2 separate regions of the Homo sapiens genome follow, and region 1 is linked to region 2. A link is an interaction called in ENCODE POLR2A ChIA-PET data of the cell type or tissue named here. Cell type or tissue: GM12878. All regions are shown on one strand.

Region 1 (2,500 bases), 630 kb after region 2:
AATGGGCTAAGGACTGAACAGATGTTTCTCCAAAGATATATAAATGGCCAATAAGCACATGAAAAGATGCCTAACACTGGCTGGGCGCAGTGGCTCACACCTGTAATCCCAGCACTTTGGGAGGCAGAGGCAGGCAGATCTCTTGAGGTCAGGAGTTCGAGACCAGGATGGCAAACACAGCAAAGCCCTGTCTCTACTAAAAACACAAAAATTAGCTCGGTGTGGTGGCGAGTGCCTGTAGTCCCAGCTCTTTGGGAGTCTGAGGCAGGAGAATCACTTGAACTCGTGAGGCAGAGGTTGCAGTGAGCCCAGATCACTCTACTGCACTCCAGCCTGGGTAACAGAGTGAGTGAATCTGTTCCAAAAAAAAAAAAAATGCCCAACATTACTAATATTTAGGGAAATGCAAATCAAAACTACCATGAGATGCCACCTTACACAGGAAATGGCAAAGGGCCTAGCTATCAGAGAAGTAAGTTAAGATTGGAAGACCAAGGACAAGAAAGTCTGGAGTAGAGAGGCATATGGACTATACAATGAAAGAACTGTCCTCCCAAAATTCATAGGTTGAAGACTTAACTCCCAATGTGATGGTATTTGGAGATGGGACCTTTGGGGAGGTAATCAGTGTTAGATGAGGTCACAAGGTACAGGCACTCATTATGGGATTAATGTTCTTACAGGAAAAAGAAATCTCTCTCTGCACAAAGAAGAGATTACGTGAGCACAAAGTGAGACGGTGGTGCCTACAAGCTAAGAGAAGAGGCCTCAGCATGATAACTACCTTGCTGGCACTTTGATCTTGGACTTCTCAGCCCCCAGAACACTGAGAAATAAATTTCTGTTGTTGAAGCCATCCAGTCTATGGAATTTTGTTATGGAAGCCTGAGCTGACTAAGACAGACAGATACATGAAACTGGATGCAAAGTATGAAGTTCTTTGTATAACATGTTAGCACCAGAGAACATATACCATGAAAGAGGAACTAAGCAACCAAGTAGAAAAAATGACTTTGCTTGGCATTAGCACTCTGAGCACATGAACAAAGCAGACACAGTACAGACAACATGGCCCCAACTGCAAGGGGTCCTACTTACCAAGGCTGATCCAGCTACTGTGAAACCAAATATCTAGCCTAACAGTGACAGAGACCAACTCTAAGCCCCTAAAATAGCCCCATTCAAGACTAATCACATGGTTGGCAAGTTGACTACACTGGGCCCTTTCTACCCTAGAAAAAAGAATATTTTACTTTGATAGAAGTAGAAACATTTGAGATGGATTTGCCTTTCCTCAGAGGCAGTGTTTGTTCCTCTGGCACAGGACTCCACATACCATATCACACCAAAGGACCCAGGCACCCAGTTTACAGCAAAGGAGGTAACCATGGGATTCACTGGTCATATCATAAACCACACCAACCAGAGGTAGGCAGACTAACAGAGCACTGGAACACCCTGATGAAGGCACAGCTGAAGCACCAGTTCAGAGGGCATACTCTATTAAAATGATGCACTGATCGGGTGTGGTGGCTCAGGCCGGAGCTCAGGAGTTCGAGACCAGCCTGGGCAATACAGTGAAACCCTGTCTCTACTAAAATACAAAAAATTAGCTGGGTTGGTGGTGGGCACCTGTAGTCCTAGCTACTCGGGAAGCTGAGGTAGGAGAATTGCTTCAACCCAGGAGGGAGAAGTTGCAGTGAGCCAAGATCACACCACTGTACTCCAGCCTGGGCGACTGAGCAAGACTCCGTCTCCAAAAGCAAAAAAAAAAAAAAAAGGAAGCACTATTCTCCAAGATGCAGTATATATTCTGAATTAAAAGGCTTTATATGATGCTGTGACTCCCATAGGAAAAACACATGAGTCTGGCAACAAGAGGTAAAAGCAGAAAGTGGGTTCACTTATCATGACTCCCAGTTTGTGCTTGGGATCCCTGTAACTCTAGGTTCTTCCGGAATAGTCTTGGTGCCCAAAGAAGGAACACTTTTGCCTACGAACATAGTAAGAGTGTCATTAAACTATAACTACAAGTACTGCCTGGTCATATTGTCTCTTTATATCTAGGGAATAAGAAGAGGAGTGATCATCTTTGGCTAGGGCAATCAACCATAATGATCAGGATGAGGCAGGGCTGCTAATACACAATGGGGGCAGAGAGCAGTATGTTTGGCACACAGATGATCCTCTCAGGGATCTCTTAACACCCCCTCAACCAATTCTGAAAATGTATGGACAAGTGTTACAACCCTGGCCTAAAAAGGGTATTATAACCAGTTAAGATACCAAGAACATCAGAGGTACCAGTTGAAGGTAAGGCAGAGTTACAATCGATAGTAGAGGTGAGAGACAGTGAATATCAGTTGCAACTCCGAGACCAGCTATAGCAGTGGGGGCCACAGTTCATCTCACTAGCCTTCTTCTTCTAATTTTCCTCCAGGATGAGACCCAACCAGAATGTCAGAAGAGCTGCTCCCCAAATGTATATGAAGAAGTAAAG
Region 2 (2,500 bases):
TTTCATTAGTGGATCAGGAAGTAAGTATATGAAAAATATACTTAGAATATAGCGATGATTTAAAAACATATGTTTTGGAAAAAACATCTTTTTTAAAATGGTGGACGGGTACAGTTTTCATGATCACTGTTAGGTAGAATATATATGACATTCTACATGTTAGGTAGAATATATATGGGCATACTTTTTTTTATTTTAACTAATAGTGTAAGTCACACTAGTTGCTTCTTTCTCATTTAAAAACATTTAAACTGAACGTTTTAAGAATTAATGTGTTTCATGTTAGATTCATAATGTTTTAGGTCTCTAGTTCATGTGACAAACCATAAAAGTGTTTGTTGTATGGTAAATCTATTTTTAAATTGTTATTTTACATTCAGGCCGGGCGCAGTGGCTCACGCCTGTAATCCCAGCACTTTGGGAGGCTGAGGCTGGCGGATCACGAGGTCAGGAGATCGAGACCATCCTGGCTAACATGGTGAAACCCCGTCTCTACTAAAAATACAAAAAATTAGCCGGGTGTGGTGGCACGCGCCTGTAGTCCCAGCTACTCGGGAGGCTGAGGCAGGAGAATGGTGTGAACCTGGGAGACAGAGTTTGCAGTGAGCCGAGATCGTGTCACTGCACTCCAGCCTGGGCAACAGGGCGAGACTCCGTCTCAAAAAAAAAAAAAAAAAAAAAAATTGTTATTTTATATTCAGCTAACTCAACCATTCAAATTTACCTTGCCCATTGGTCCAGGGATTAAAATAAATTATATTGAATATGAAATAAATCATACTGTAGGTAAGTAAACATTTCACTCAAAATAGAAATTATTAACCATAATTATGCTATAGAATTTTTATATAAACTTTCTTAATGCTGTGACAAAAATACATTAAGAGAGGACTTGTGAAAATTTTGAGGGCTATGAAAACTTTTTTTTTCATTGAAGAACTATTTAAACTAAGATTTATTATTTAAGCCATAGATACATAAAAGGGAAGAAACCTGTCTCTGGTGTTTTTAGAGCAGTCATTAGGAAAAGAGAAATTCTTAATCTTAAAAGAATAATATGATGAATTCAATTGAACAAATTATTAGGCATAGTACTTAATGCACTTTGTTGAATTAATGAATAATTATAATTTTTGGAGAAAACTTTATAAACAGATTTGTAAATATACAATTTTACATTTTTATAAGCAGTTGCATTTATATCATGGATGCCGATTGATTAATTTGAACTTCAGTCTAGATTCTGACAAAAGCTATGTTATTTGTTAATAACATGGTTCCACACTATGATTTTAAACACTGTTTAGAATGTCAGCTCCTGTAGTTGAGAAGCATGGATTAGAAAGTGAATTAGACCTAAACTCAAGTCCTCATTCTGTCACTTCCTGGATATGTGACATGGGGCTAATGATTTTTCCTCTCAGAGCTTCTGTTCCCTTATTTATGAAATGTAAGTCATCATTATGTAAGTTAGGGTGCATTTGAATGCAAGAAACAGAATACCTGACTTAAATGACTGAGTTTTTAGCCTCACATGAGACGCAGTCTGGAGATAGGTGATGTTAGGATTGATAATATGAGCAGTTCAGGGACGTCAGTTTCTGAGGCAGTTTTTCTGCCATTCTCTTGACTTTTCCCTCCCAGTCACAGGATGCATGCCCAGTTCCAAACATCACAACCTAAAACAAAGCACAGTGCTTCTTCTGGGGTATCTCCCTCTCTCTATTTATTGGAAATAACATGTGCCCCAGAAGCCCCCCAGCAGACCTCCACTCAGGCCCCACTGACCAATACTGAGTCATATACTCACACCTAAACTGCTTATTAGCAAAGGAGAATGACTAGACTGAGAACATTGCAGCCTGAGCTACCTGATCAAAATGAAGATTGCATTAGTGAAAAAGAAGAAGGTATTCACTGTTGAGTGGGCAATCAACAGTGTCTGATACAGTTATTCTCACATAGCAAGGTTATTTTGAGAACCAAATGAGGAACAGTAAAGTCCATAGCACACAGTGGGTATGTAATTAATATTAATATCCTCCAGAACCAGAACTATTGGGTAATAAAGCCTAATTCAGTAAGTATTTTTTGAGTATTTACAGTTTAGACTTAGATTAAAATTAATTTGTCATTTGCTGGGTAATGTCTTACATAAGACAAGTAAAACATAAGCACAATTTCTCAAATGATGATATCCGAACATAACAAAGCTTTGGTGGTGTTAATGGGAGTCTCTTCTTTAAAAAGAGGGAATGAATACATATCAAAGTATAGAGTTAAGTATGTGTTAAGTATAGAATTAAGTAAAATGATTTTTTCTAATATAAGTAAATTATTTAAATCAAAAGAATGTGTAAACTTGTAAGGATATGTAATTAATATAGGGCTACTAATAAATTCAGATAATTTGAAATGCCAAAAGAGTTTTTAACTTTGAGGCCTAGATTATTACATGATTGAGCTTCTCCAGGGCAGGGATTATATCTTATTCATTATA

What was found. ChIA-PET counts read pairs that join two places held together with the same protein. Peaks named below come from ENCODE experiments on the same cell type or tissue, not always from the same donor. Only the 100,000 strongest peaks of a DNase experiment are listed, where the experiment ranks them.
Region 1: POLR2A ChIA-PET joins it to region 2 with 6 read pairs; 2 of 35 experiments call an interaction of 5 or more read pairs at or near these places.

What each region holds. Positions count from the first base shown.
Region 1 is chr14:57,254,075-57,256,574 of GRCh38, forward strand. All of the region lies in intron 1 of EXOC5 (exocyst complex component 5), which reads right to left. Among named protein-coding and RNA genes, the nearest start is that of EXOC5, 14 kb to the right of the region's middle. In GM12878, no CTCF peak of the experiment used is centred here; a DNase peak (open chromatin) is centred at 985; H3K27ac peaks cover 301 bases.
Region 2 is chr14:56,621,683-56,624,182 of GRCh38, forward strand. TMEM260 (transmembrane protein 260) reads left to right here. Exons shown (of 16, transcript NM_017799.4): 11 at 1-20. Among named protein-coding and RNA genes, the nearest start is that of TMEM260, 43 kb to the left of the region's middle. In GM12878, no CTCF peak of the experiment used is centred here; no DNase peak of the experiment used is centred here.